Regions from separate parts of the Homo sapiens genome. Here region 2 is linked to region 1. Evidence: read pairs that join two places in POLR2A ChIA-PET (ENCODE). Cell type or tissue: HepG2. All regions are shown on one strand. Links, peaks and the distances in the headings refer to the core of each region. The heading gives the core; the rest is flanking DNA.

The links. Peaks named below come from ENCODE experiments on the same cell type or tissue, not always from the same donor. Only the 100,000 strongest peaks of a DNase experiment are listed, where the experiment ranks them.
Region 2: POLR2A ChIA-PET joins it to region 1 with 5 read pairs; 3 of 35 experiments call an interaction of 5 or more read pairs at or near these places.

What each region holds. Positions count from the first base shown.
Region 1 is chr1:231,229,976-231,238,489 of GRCh38, forward strand. The region is part of intron 2 of FSAF1 (40S small subunit processome assembly factor 1); the gene reads right to left. Among named protein-coding and RNA genes, the nearest start is that of FSAF1, 6.9 kb to the right of the region's middle. In HepG2, for the core only: no CTCF peak of the experiment used is centred there; DNase peaks (open chromatin) are centred at 3,296, 4,176 and 6,356.
Region 2 is chr1:230,733,212-230,739,381 of GRCh38, forward strand. It overlaps a transcript of AGT not described here. Among named protein-coding and RNA genes, the nearest start is that of CAPN9, 11 kb to the right of the region's middle. In HepG2, for the core only: no CTCF peak of the experiment used is centred there; no DNase peak of the experiment used is centred there.

The DNA of each region.
Region 1 (8,514 bases), core at 2,575-6,574:
AAAATGGCTAAAATGGTCAATTTTACATTCATGTATATTTTACCACAATTAAAAAAATGGAAAACAGAAAGAAACCTTGAAACTGGCCCAGATGGCCAACTGTCAAAAGTAATACAAGCATGTTGCTCAAAATCCTAAAGAACAACTAACAGAAGAAAAATGGAGACAATACTTTTTAGGGTCTCAAAGCTTATAAAAGTAATGATGAGAAACTGAGAAAAAAAGAAAAGCTGGTAAGAGAGCACTGCCTGAATCTCACACATCACACACAGAAAATTCTGCTTGCTGGGAAGGTTTAGAAAAGGATGGCTGTGAGCAGGAATTTTAGATGTAAAATTTAGAGGGTAAAACTGCTATATTCAAGTAATTATTTCTTTCTTCCCTCCCATCTGGCCACTAGTGTAATGGGCTAAACAGTTCTTTCAGAAATATCAGATTCCTAGCATGGCAGAGATTTGGTTTATAATTCCTAACAGAAAATGATGTTGCTGCAAATGCCCCCAAAATATGTGACTCTTTATATCACCCTATCTCCTGCCCTACCTGCCAAGAGGTGCCTATCACAACGGCACCATGTGCCATTGACCACCAATGGTGGTAGTCCACCCTGCAACTACACAGTCCATGAGGCAGCCACAATGGAGTCCACTTGCTCTCTCCTTCTCCAAACGGGAGCTGTGCTTCTGCTTAGCCTGGTTCCTCATCCCCCACCCCAGCCCCCACCACTGTATTTAAGGTGTGTGGGTTCAGACAGTCAGTCACTGCATGTTTTCATAGATGATGGCTTCTGACTCCCTATGAAATGACTCTTCAGATGATGAGGAACTCTGCACTTAATTCACAGGGGGGTTATTACGATATAACTGGATAAAGTGTGATAAGTGTGTGGCACAGGGTCCAAAAAACAGCAAGGCTTACCCAACGCTCTTATTCCTAATGGATCTACTGACCATACCATCAGCAGCATCATGGGCATCCACTGTCACATTGGACGCTGACTGGCTCTCCGTGGGCTTGGGGTGCTGATGGTAACAGAGGACGTGACAGCAGAGGACCACTGTCAGGGTCCAGGCGTATGGCCTAGCTCTGTGCTATTAATCACAACAGACGCACTTTCCATTTACTTCATCTTCCTTCCTGGCTTCAGATTTTCTTCAAACCTGTCTCCCACTTGGCTGACAGCATCAAGTGCCTTAACTGAGACCACAGGCATAGCACGGAGGACTCTGTGTGCGCCACTTCCATTTTATCCACACCAGAAAGAGTCTTATTCCTATTCTATGACTGGAAAAAATTCCACATTTACTTTGAAGTTACGATATCTTTTCCACTGCCATGCACATCTAATCTATTTACTATGACCATATCTAACCCCTATAAAAACAAACAAAACCCTGTATACCGTTCCCAGATCTCCAAGATCCCCTAAGATATTTACCGCCTTTTCTAAACATTTAAGTAATTCCTCTCTTCCCTCCTACCCGCTCCACTGAAGTAATGGCTAAATCAAGTCTCTAAGTTGAACATTTCTTTTTCTTTTTTTGAGACGGGGTCTCACTCTGTCGCCAGGCTGGAGTGCAGTGGCGCGAGGCACGTCAGATTTCTAGCAATACTGGAGATGTTATAGATGTTTTTGGCCGATCTGTTACTAGAGATTAGCATGAGAATGGAGCAATTTAAAGAGGATTTCAGCACAGTAATAAAATTCTTGGCCAACTGTATGATAGCTACTATGAGGCTGAAACCCCTGGGCCCTGGAAAGAGACCGGCCTACAAAAGAAAGGAGCAATGTCGGGCCTCTCCTAGTTCCTGCTGTCCCCATCAGCAGCCACGGAGAACACCTAATCCCCTGCACCTTGGCTGTGGGGACACCAGGGCTGAGGGGCCGACTAGACCAAGGGGAGGAGAGAGTCCCTTGGTGGTAGCTCTGGCACAGACACAGATACCTCGGTGTCCTCATCCCTCTTTAAACAGTTCACCAGAAACATCTTAGTTTTGTAGCTATTGATGGCTTTTTGAGAAAGGGTCTGAGGTCTAGATCTGTGCATGTATCAAACACAAACTTTTGGGAAAAAAAAATTCTTGCCTCATTATTTCATAGCTGCTGAGTCCCTATTAGCATGACCCACCACTGTCTAATTTTTATTTTTATTCATAGCTTGAGAATCACTTCAGTACATTATTCATAATACATGACCTGACTTAGAAACCATCAGTGGTCTCCTCGGTTTTCTTTCCCCCCATATTCTCTGCAGTAGGAGGCATTACTGCCCATAGGCAATACTGGGTCCTCCACTACTTCCAGGCACACAGGCGACTCACGCTTCCCCGTCTACTTGATGCTAGGAATGCCTAGGTGGCTTTCCCTGGCCAAAGAAACACGAGCAGAGGGGGTGTGTGCCTACTTCCACGTGGACCCCTTAAGAGCCCTTCATTAACTCCCCTTTCCTTCATTAAAGCAACTAACCACCCTCCAGATGGTGGCACCCCGTCATCCCGGGTCCCTAGGTGAGGATGGTGTGGCACAGGAGACCTGCCTCTGCAAATCCCGATGGCCATGTAACATGAGAAAAATTAATTTTTGTCTTTTAAACCACTGGGATGTAGGGACTATTTGTTATCAAATCACAGCCTAACCTATCGCAACTAATCTAGCCTTACTATCCCACACAAGGGAGAGGGATATGTATGGAGATTCTGAGAACTTATATGCTGGGCAGGGAAGAAGGAAGAAAAGCTAGAAAAAGAAAGAACAGTTTGGAAGAAAAGTGAGAGATGAAGGCAGGCAGTCCACCAGATTCAGCAAACCCGTCTATGGGGTGATTTAGGTATTTTCTCTTACGCGGCTTAGATTTTCTTTCTTTTTTAATCTATTAGTTGAAGTGCCCAACCAACCTGTCTCCAATTAGAGAGAGAGTAGCCCGGTAAACAAATGCTCTTTTAAAAATGCAGACGGCTGTATGAATATTAAGAAGTTTGTTCACACCTTGATGAGCCTAAATTACTTCAGCTAGATTACTTTCTTCCTAACACCCATCTGACACTGATCTACTCAGGAACAGGAAGTCTGGCGTAAAAGTAAGAAGAGGCACTGGAGCATGGAGGATTTCCGGGTGGAGTACCATGCAGTGGGCTACATCCACATTGCGGGGCAGTATGAGAGCTGCAAGAATTTGGGGAACGATCAAAGCTATTTGACTATAACTTGCAAGAAATGTCTCTGTCTGGCGATGGCTCAGAGTCAGTGTACTTGTGTCACTCAAAGGACAAAGAGCAGAGCCTAACCTCACCTATGCTCTCTCTAGTATAAAAGTTATGTACACAGTGTTGAAGCCAGAAAGCCTGGGGTCTGAACCCAACCTTTGGCACTTACTTCAGCTCCATAATCCTTTATCTGGCATCCTTAGGGTCAGGTTCCAGCTTTAAAATTCAGAAGTCTTTACATTTTAAAAAGGCAAAACTGAATATACTGAATATTACAGACCACTTCCAGTAGGGTCCAAGGCAGTAATCCATAATTAAACACATTAATATTTCTGTGGCAATATCTATGAATATTCACACCAAATGAGATGAACAAAAAATTTTTTTTTTTGAGACGGAGTCTTGCTCTGTTGCCCAGGCTGGAGTGTAGTGGCACAATCTCGACTCACTGCAAACTCCGCCTACCGGGTTCAAGCGATTCTCCTGCCTCAGCCTCCTGAGTAGCTGGAACTACAGGCGCATGCCACCACACCCGGCTAATTTTTGTATTTTTAGTAAAGACAGGATTTCACCATATTGGCCAGGCTGGTCTTGAACTCCTGACCTTGTGATCCGCCTGCCTCAGCCTCCCACAGTGCCGGGATTAAAGGCATGAGTCACCGTGCCCAGCCGAACAAAAATGATTTTTAAAAGCTTCATCAGGTTTTTCTGCCAAATAAATCTGCACCAATCTTAAAAGAAAAGGGATCAATCAAATTGTGGTTTCCAGAGCTCTGGGTGTTTGGAATTGCAGATATGGGGCTGTGAGGTTAATGTTTAACTACAGGCAAGTAACTTAACCTCTTGTAAGTCTCAAGCTTCTCTGTGAAATGAAGACAGGTGCCAGGAATTGTGAGGATTGAGACCATAAATGAGTTAATGAACATAAACAAACACTCTCAGTACACCCCCAATAAATATTAGCAATTCGCTATATGCTCAGGGGCGGCCTTCATGTACCTCAGTCTCAGGATGCAAAGGTCCCTTCTGATCTACAGAACACTATTCTATTATGTGTTTCTTATCTCTTTCTTATCTGAGGCCACAAAAGAGGCTAAGGTTCCTGAAACAGGGGCAGTGAATGATTCACGTTAAGATGGCCCAATGCTAGCTGTGGAGAAATGGCAGTGACACAGCTCTAAGGGCTGAGCAACACACAGGTGTGTTAAGCTACATCTGACGCTTTCATTGCTTAAAAGCATAAGAATTTTCTTCCTTACAGGCAGCCTTGCACTTATGAAAGAGTAGGTTTGCCCATTCATTTTTTTGAGATCACTAGTCCAGGCCACGCTATTTTGAACCTGGACCACTGCAACAAACCCCTACATCAGTCTCCTCATGCCTCTTGCTATTGCTCCCTTATAATCGATTCACCACATAGGAGCTACAGTGATCGTTTTAAAATTTAAATCAGATTACCTCATGCCCTTGCATGAAATTCTTTGGTGGCTTCTCATGTACTTAAGACTAAAGTCCCAAGGCTCACTACTGCCTATGAGACCTGGCAAGGGCTGGTCTCAGCCTGTCTCTCTTGTATTAGCACCAACCATTCTCCCTTCTGTCCTAGTCTTGCTAGACTTCTTCCAGCTCCTTGAACACACCAGGCCTCTTCATACCCCACAATGTTAGCAAGGCTGTTTTCTCCCTCCTTGGCTCACTCTTCCCTGCCCCATTCACCAGCACCATTTAATACAGCATTAGCCTGAATGTTACCTCCTGAGAGACCTCCCTGACCACTACATCTAGACCAGGTTCTGCATGGTACTCCAGGACCCTATTTGTTTATAATTCTTTCTAATTATATTGCTCAACTCCAAAGTAGATTGTACAGTATACTCCATAAAGGCAAAGCACTATTATCTTCTTCACTGCTCCATCTGCAAGGTCTGCAGACAGCAGGCACCCAGTGATTGGTGGAATAAATGGAGGAATGAATATGTGATCCCATACTATTTCCAGCCAAATTACTTGTATAGTCACTACATTAAAAATGGGACATGGGCCGGACGCAGTGGCTCACGTCTGTAATCCTAGCACTTTGGGAGGCCAAGGAGGGCAGATCACGAGGTCAAGATCGAGACCATCCTGGCCAACATGGTGAAACCCCATCTCTACTAAAAATACAAAAGTTAGCTGGGCATGGTTGTGTGCACCTGTAGTCCCAGCTACTCAGGAGGCTGAGGGAGGAGAATCGCTTGAACCCGGGAGGCGGAGGTTGTAGTGAGCTGAGATCAGGCCACTGCACTCCAGCCTGGTGACAGGGCAAGACTCCATCTCAAAAAAAAAAAAAGGGACATGATGGCTGGGCACAGTGGCTCTCACACCTGTAATCCCAGTGCTTTGGGAGGCTGCGGCAAAAGGACTTCTTGAGATCAGTGGTTCAAGACCAAGCCTGGGCAACAAAACAAGACCCCAACTCTACAAAAAATTTTAAAATGAGCCAGGCATAGTGGTGTGCCCTATAGTCTTAGCTACTTGGGAGGCTGAGGCAGGAGGATGGCTTGGGCCCAGGAATTGGAGGCTGCAGTGAGCTATGATCACACCACTGCATTCCAGCAGGAGTGACAGAGTGACACCCTGTCTCTAAACATAAAAAAATATATATAAATGGTGGCCAAGTTCCGAGATGACCCCATGAAAACCTGCTTCAATGCACGATGCAGCTTAATCATAGAATTTATAGCACAAGTTCTGGAAAAATAGGGTAATTTCCTGGGTCTAGGCAGGGCCAGCTGGATTGTTGTCCAACTCACCATCCCCTTCTTCCTTTCTCAAGCATTCTCTAAAAATGACCAGCTGATGCTATGATTGGTCATGGAGATTACCATTACCCATCATATATTTTTGCCACCCATGTCTGTTTAACTGTCCTACAATGGCTTAGAAGTTTTTAGAGAACAAGGGCACAACTATACTTTCCCATGTTACACAAACTCAGCACAGCTGGTGTATTCCAATTAGCACCAGTTGGCTGACTACCCTTTAACTTGGCATACCCAGGATATGCCATAAGAACTAGCATTATATTCATGTGTATTTATTTCCACACCGCAATGTCAACATTCTGAGGTCATTTTACAGGTGTATGTGTTTTTAATGTGTCCACATTCTGTTTCCTTAACCAGACACACTCACATTTTCAAAGGACACATTTAAAAAAAAAACAAGAGGAAAGGGCAGAGAGCAGCAATGACAAATGAAAATTTTCATTAAGGTCAGGAAGTTCAAAACGTAGAGTGAGCTGAGGCTCCTGAGAAGAGCCAACTAGAATGCATCAGGGCTCGCTTGGAACGGGAAGCAAAAGACAATTTGACAGACTGCCACAGATGTTCTATTATTAAGCAACAGGGAAATGCAGACTCATTCAATCCCAACTCTTCTGTCTTTTCTATTAAAAAGAAAACTTTCCATTCCAGAAAAAAGAACATGAGGGAATATAAGAGGAAACTGAAGTCTGAGACATTTGAAGAAACAAGAAAGGGTGCCTAAATGCTTTATGTTAGTTGAAGTCTTCAAATGCTGAATTATATTGCAAAGCAGTGCTCACCAACATTTTTCATATCATGACACATACAGAAAATACCAGTATTTGTAGGGTACACTGGGGTACTGGGAGATGGCCAGCTTCGGGGCTCTGGTTGCCCCAAACACCAAGGGAATCCATTTCTTGACCCTCCCGTAACAGTTCCCAGAGCCTTATATTTGGAACATAAGAGTTAAGAAGCTTATCTAGAATCCTAAAATAAAGGTAGACATGGTTACAGATTCACTAATAATCTTTTTTTTTTTTTTTGGAGAAAGGGTCTCGCTCTGTCACCCCCGCTGGAGTGCAGTGACACAATCACAGCCCACTGCAGTCTCGACTTCCTGAAGTCAAGCAATCCTCTGGCCTTGGCATCCCAAAGTGCTCGGATTACTGGCGTGAGCCACCACGCTCAGCCTGCAGAATGCGCTAACGATCTTTGAGGAAGAGATGCCAGCAAGCTTGATATGAAATGCTACCTGAATTTTAGAAAAGATTATACAGATGGTTTTTAAAACCATAAAGATGTGGCAAACACTGGACACTAACATACATTTATACATTCATAAAGAACAATGCAAGCCAAACCATCTTCGTAGTGGGTAGAATTGTGGCCTCTAAAAACATATGGCCATGTCCTACTCCTCTTCAGAACCTGTGAATGTGATCTTACTTGGAGAGGGATCTTTATAATTAAACATCTCAAAAGGAGATCATCCCAGATTCAGGGTGGGCCTAAAGCAAAGAGGAAGGCAGAGGGAAACATGAGACTCAGGGACACAGGGATGAAAACCACATTAAGACGGAGGCAGAGATTATAGTTATGCAACCACAAGCCAAGGAAACTGTTAGAGCTACCTTCTGGTCAGAGGCAAAGGATTCTCCCCCAAAGCCCTCAGAGGGAGCATGGCCCTGCCAACACTTTGATTTTGGACTTCTGGACTACGGAACTGTAAGAGAATACATTTCTGTTGGTTTAAGTCACCATGTTTGTGGTAATTTGTTATAGCAGGCTTAGAAACTAATACGTTCAATCCTCACTTCTTTGTTGATAGACAAAGGTTTGCAGGACGTGGGGGATGTTACAGAAATGGAATAGCAATGAATTTGTCAAAGCCATTATGATATTCTTGTGAATAGATAAATTAAAAACATTTGGGGCCAGGCGCAGTGGCTCACGCCTGTAGTCCCAGCATTTGGGGAAGCCAAGGCGGGCAGATCACGAGGTCGGGAGATCAAGACCATCCTGGCTAACATGGTGAAACCCTGACTCTACTAAAAATACAAAAAACTAGCCAGGCGTGGTGGCAGGCACCTGTAGTCCCAGTTACTTGGGAGGCTGAGGCAGAAGAATGGCATGAACCTGGGAGGTGGAGCTTGCAATGAGCTAAGATCGTGCCACTGCACTCCAGCCTGGGCAACAGAACGAGACTCCGTCTCAAAAAAAAAAAAAATTAAAAACATTTGGAGGAGCAACCACACCTCCCTTGGGGACTGAATTTTAGGTGAGATTTACAAGCTCACTCTGAAAAAGATTACTGCTCAGAAAAATCAAATTGCTTTTCCACCAGCATTGCTTTTCCTCGAGAGCAAGAATTTCTATACATTTGGTTCACTGCTATATCCCAGTGCCTACAACTGTGGCTAGCACATAACAGGAATGCCAGAAAGAGTTGCTGTAAGAGTTAACTCAGCAGGCCTGTGTTTACCAAACCCTGCACATTCCCAAGAAAGTCCTATTTTCATGA
Region 2 (6,170 bases), core at 1-4,000, 500 kb before region 1:
GGCAGAGGTTGCAGTGAGCCGAGATTGCGCCATTGCACTCCAGCGTGGGCAACAAGATCTAAACTCCGTCTCAAAAACAAACAAACAAAAAAGTCAGTTCCTTTTTGCAAAATTCCTTTCTGATTGAAATGATACAGCATTACTATCAGCTCTGAAACTCAGTGTTTCCAAATACACTTTTCCACATTCTCCTAGCAAAATAACATCAAAGGGCGATGCTTATGAAAGCAAGTGCCCATGAGAAATGCCACAAGGAGACTCCAGTGAGCGCCTTTAGTTGAGGTCGATTTTCACTCGACAAATCACTAAGTGATTTGTTTGCCTTTGTCTACACCCTGACAGTTGTCTCATTTGCTACAATTTAACAAGTCACGCCAAAATGTCATCCTTGCTTATTGTGTGAAAACAGAAGGCACTAGAAGGACAGACTTTTCCTCTGGAGAACTTGGCAATGAAGTTCATTGAGTTGGGATGAGCTAATCCAATCATATATTACAGGAGACATACAAATGGATTTCCACAACTGTTTTCACCCTAGTCTCTGCCTGGTCATTACATTTGATTTGATGGGGCCATTTGAGCACCGCTGTGAAGACTGGAGTAGTCTTCATCTCAGCTGGTCTACCAGTCAGCCACTTCCACGTGGCTGTCTTCTGCGTGGAGACCATTTCATGTTCTTGTTCTGCCAGTCATTCAGGGACCACTACCCAAGAGGCCGGGCCCAGATGACAGTCCAGGCTCCACCTTTGTGATGCACAGAAGCCCAACTCAAGCTTCTTGAAGCTTCTCATCTTCTCACTTAGGTTGGCACATGTATTTTCTCTTTCTCTTTTATAGATGACCCTTTAACAAGTGCGGGTCCCTGGCACATACTGGAGTTTGTGTGTCATTGTGTATGTGTTATATTTACAAAAGGTGAATGCAACTCAAGTGTCCACCAACAGATAAATAGAAAGACAAAATATGACATATCCATACGATGGAATATTATTCAAGCAAAATAGAAAGGACATTCTGACATATGCTACATCATGGATGGACCTTGAAGACATTATGCTAAGTAACATAAACCAGTCACAACAAGACAAATGCTATATGATTCCACTTTTACGAGGTTCTTAGAATAGTCAGATTCATAGAGACGGAAAATAGAATGGTGGTTTCCAGGGGCTGGGGGAGGGGAGAATGGGGAGATTTTGCTTAATGGGCACAGAATTTCAGTTGGGGAAGATAAAAAGAATTGTGGAGATGGATGGTGTGATGAGTCCACAACAATGCAAATATACTTGATGCCAATGAACTGAGCACTTAGAAATGGTTAAGGTTGTAAATTTTATGTTACATGTATTTTACCATAATTTTTATATATGCATTTATAAATATATATATGGTGTGTGTATGTGTGTGTGTGTGTGTGTGTTTCATCCCTATGTACAAGGCAAGACTGCTTCCAGTGAAAAATTTAATTAATAGCTGGTAAATATAACTGGCTGGTTTTTTTGTTTTTCTTTTTTTTGAGATGGAGTCTCGCTCTGTCGCCCAGGCTGGAGTGCAGTGGTGCAATCTCGGCTCACTGCAAGCTCCACCTCCCGGGTTCATGCCACTCTCCTGCCTCAGCCTCCCAAGTAGCTGGGACTACAGGCGCCTGCCACCACGCCTGGCTAACTTTTTTTTTTGTATGTTTAGTAGAGACAGGGTTTCACCATGTTGGCCAGGATGGTCTCGATCTCCTGACCTCGTGATCTGCCCACCTTGGCCTCCCAAAGTGCTGGGATTACAGATGTGAGCCATCGCGCCCGGCCATAACTGGCTGTGTTTATCCCTGGAGGAGAGGGTCTGTGTCTATCCCTGGAGGAGAGGGTCGCTCATCGCCTCCCCGTTGCTCATGGAGGACTGCGCTTGGTACTTTATAGGCCTCCCGCCCTCCTGCAGGAGAACATTGTCAACATCACAACTGGCTGGCAGGGCCATTGTCTTTAAGGGCCTCACTGAACGCTTCCTTCCACTACCTCCCAGAGCATGGAAATCTCGCCCCGACTGCAGCGGGAGAAGGGGGCACAGTGCTGTTTCTCCTTCTTCCTTCTCGCTCCTTCTTAGAGTGGGCGAGCAACCTGGTTTCACCTTCCAAAGTGTCGTTAGTTACCTCAAGAAGGGTCATCAACTTCTCATGAGATCCTCAAACTCAATGATTTCCGAGTCATGTTTAATATTTTTACATTTTTATTTTAAAATTACAATGTAAATTAATACAGTCTTTTTTAAAAACTCAATACAGAAGTAGGTAAAGTGGCTTTTTTGTTCTCCTTTGCCCCCCTGCCCAACCCCACTTGGAGGAGGCCTGCCCCTGGTCTTAGCAGCTGGGCCCTGGGCTGACTCACCTGGTGGCCCCTCCCTCGGAGTGCACTTGTCACCCTGCTCCACCTCCTGGGAGGCTGATTACACAGATGGTGTCACAGGGCTCCCTTCCTTCCCTGGCTTCCACTCCACAGCTTCTCCTTCCCCTTAGGTTGGCCTCAGGTGACTGCATCCTCCCCCATCAGCTCCCATCCCGCCCTCCTTCCTGAAACTGCTTCTCCTTCACCCCCTCAGAGCTGTAGATTCTAGGGGTACCCTGCTGCTTCCAGCCCCCCAACTGCTCAGTCTATCATGGTCTTCCTGCCCACATCTTTGTAAATAGTTCATCGATTAAACACTCCTCCAATTGCCCCATTCAAGTGTCTTCTCAGGACCCTGCCTTTACTGTTTAAAAGAAAACAGTCCCACCTGTCATTTAGGCGGGGTTTGGGAAAGAGTGTCAAAACACAAAGGTGATGTCTTAAATCCAAAGAGTTTGCATATCTTTGCTATATTTCTTGGTGCAGTTGAAAACACATAGGCTGATTAATAATACTCAGCTCCTAAAATTATTTTCTGCTTCCAAGCTTCTGAAACACATTTATGTTTAAGGCAAAGTTTGTGTGTGTGTGTGTGTGTGTGTGTTTAATACAATTGACCCCTTATCATTTTGATCCTGAGCATAAGAATTATTTCAGCTGGGCGCGGTGGCTCACACCTGTAATCCCAGCACTTTGGGAGGCTGAGGTGGGCAGATCATGAGGTCGGGAGATTGAGACCATCCTGGCTAACACGGTGAAACCCCATCTCTACTAAAAATACAAAAAGCCGGGCATGGTGGCGGGCACCTGTAGTCCCAGCTACTCAGGAGGCTGAGGCAGGAGAATGGCGTGAACCCAGGAGGCAGAGCTTGCAGTGAGTTGAGATCACTCCACTGCACTCCAGCCTGGGTGACAGAGCGAGACTCCATCTCGAAAAAAAAGAATTATTTCGAACACTTTTGTTTCCGCAGTATTCTTGCAACATCTGGGGCATGAACACAGTTCTCAGATATAAATGGGAACGGAGCAAGGAAGAAATAGGTTACTCTGGGTGTTCAGGATTTCATTAAATGTTTTCACTACCTCAGCTTTCTTTTCCCCCTAAGTAGTCAGTGACATGGTGGTATCCTATCTAATCCAATTCTTCTAGCAGCACTTTGGGGCAAAATTTCAAAGCCCCAAAGCTCAGTTTCCTGCTAGGCTGGGCTTCGATCCCTTAAAAGGGTAGAGGTGGTCACAACTGAATGCTTCCCTGGAGTCTGTGGGAGGCATCTATCCCTTTTCAGCACCTGGATCCCTGTTGTTCTTGAGTGGAGGCTGGAAATTCTGTGAATCGGAAGCTCTGTGAATCGAAAGCTCTGTTCTCCTTGGGCTGAGAGGCAGGTACCCACTAAGCCAACCACCCTGGAGCTGGAATCTGGAGCACAGAGGTTTGAACGCTGAAGACAGCTGACTTTCAACCACAGGCATTTCTGACCCTGGTGCAAGACCATTTCTGCTCCTGCTCCCCAATCTCCCCTAGTTCTTGCTCATTTCCATGCCTGGTTCTTAGCTTCCCAGTCCATTTTCTGAGTTCCCCAAACCCTTCATCAAATACCTCTCTGCCTAGTTTATACTGATCAGACTGCATTGCCCGCAAGAAAAACCCTGACACATGCAGGAGTCATCTGCACAAAGTGCCATGCGTAGGTGACTACTAAGAATAATACTTAGAAATTGTTTATTATTATTATTATTATTTTGAGATGGAGTTTCACTTTTGTCACCAAGACTGGAGTGCCATGATGTGATCTCAGCTCACTGCAACCTCTGCCTCCCAGGTTCAAGCGATTCCCTGGCCCCAGCTTCCTGAGTAGCTGAGAATACAGGTGCCCACCACCACACCTGGCTAATTTTTGTATTTTTAGTAGAGATGGGGTTTTACCATGTTGGCCAGGCTGGTCTTGAACTCCTGACCTGAGGTGATCCACCTGCCTCAGCCTCCCAAAGTGCTGAGATTACAGGCTTGAGCCACTGCGCCCAGCCTGTTTATTATTATTATCATTATTGCTATCAAATCTCCCTTTTAGTACTACAACTTTACGAAACACTGTAGGAGGCAAAATGAGGCACAGAGCTTATTTATCTTTTTAAGATAGCTTTGAGATGTAATTCAGATACTGTACATACAATTCACCTATTTAAAGTGTACAATTCAATGATTTTTAGCATATTTAGAGTTGTGCAACCACCACCACAGTCAATTTTAGAAGATTTCATCATCTCAAAAAGAAAGCCTTTAGCCATCACCCCCACCCCTCCCACTTCACCCCATCCCCAGCCCTAAGCAACCACTAATGACTTCCTGTCTCCATAGATTTCCATAGTCTGTTGTCCTTTGTGACTTGCTTCTTTCAGTTAGCGTAATGTTTTCAAGGTTCATCCAAGGTGTAGCATTAGTACTTCATTCCTTTTTATGGCTGAATAATGTTCCACTACGTGGATATACCACACATTATTTATCCATTCATCAGCTGATGGACAATTAGTTGCTTGCACCTTCTGGCTGTTATGAATAAGGCTGTTGTAAGCATTCATGAATAAGTTTTGTGTGGACATCTGTTTTCAGTTCTCTTGACAGATACCCAGGAGTGAAACTGCTGGCTCCTACAGTAACTCTATGTCTAGTTGTTTGAGGACCTGTCACACTTTTCCAAATTGGCTGCACCATTTGACATTCTCACCAGTTCATACTTTTAAAAATTACCCACGTTAAACAAGAAATGATGTTTATAAATCAGTCATCATAATTGAACTTCATACCATGGTAGTCTCATATGTAAAAAGTGCTATAAAAATAAGTGCTTATCATGTTACTTTATGTCTTCACAGCTATGATTGTCAGTGGCCTTATAAATTATTTTTTCCTAGAGACCCAAGCTAATAAATCTCTTTTGAAAGTTGAGTCATAAAAATTGCTATGACACTTTGTGAAAGCCATAAGCTCGAAAGAGACAAATAGTTCTCTTCCTGAGCCTTCCATCCACACAAATATTAGGTATGCTTGCTGGCTAATGCTACCTTGCCAAAGGGGGAGGATACGTCATTTATAAGAATCAGAAAATGGTGCATTAAAAAGAGAAAATGGAGAGTGGGAAAGGATGAGATGCATAAAGAGATGCTGAAAATAAACCTTTACCACAAAAAGATGGGAATTCAATTAGATGTATGTCCCATAACTAAATACACAACTGTAGATGTAGGTGATAAATCAAATGAGATATTTTAAATTAAATTATTTTAATAAACCCAGTAATATTGTACACAGACAATATAAAAATCTCTGTAGTCAAAGGACTTTTAAAAAAATTACATCTCCTTCTGCTATAGAAAAACTTCACACACCTCCAGCAGCAAAGAATCTTATTTCTCAGTGGTAAGGCATGTTAGGGATACTCTTGCTACTATGTAACAGACTTTATCAATGTTCCCTCCAATTAAACATAATAAGGCCAGGTGCAGTGGCTCACATCTGTAACCCCAGCACTTTGGGAGGCCAAGGCAGGAGAATCATTTGAAGCTAGGAGTTCAAGACCAGTGTGGGCAACATACTGAGACTCCCTCCTCTACAGGTTTTTTTTTTTTTTTAATTAGCTGGGTATGACTATAGTCCCAGCTGCTCAGGAGGCTGAGGCAGAAGGATGGCTGGAGCCCAGGAGTTGGAAGCCACAGTGAGCTATGATCATGCCACTGCACTCCAGCAGTGTCTCTAAAATAAAATAATAATAATAAATGTCCAATCACAATTTCCACTAT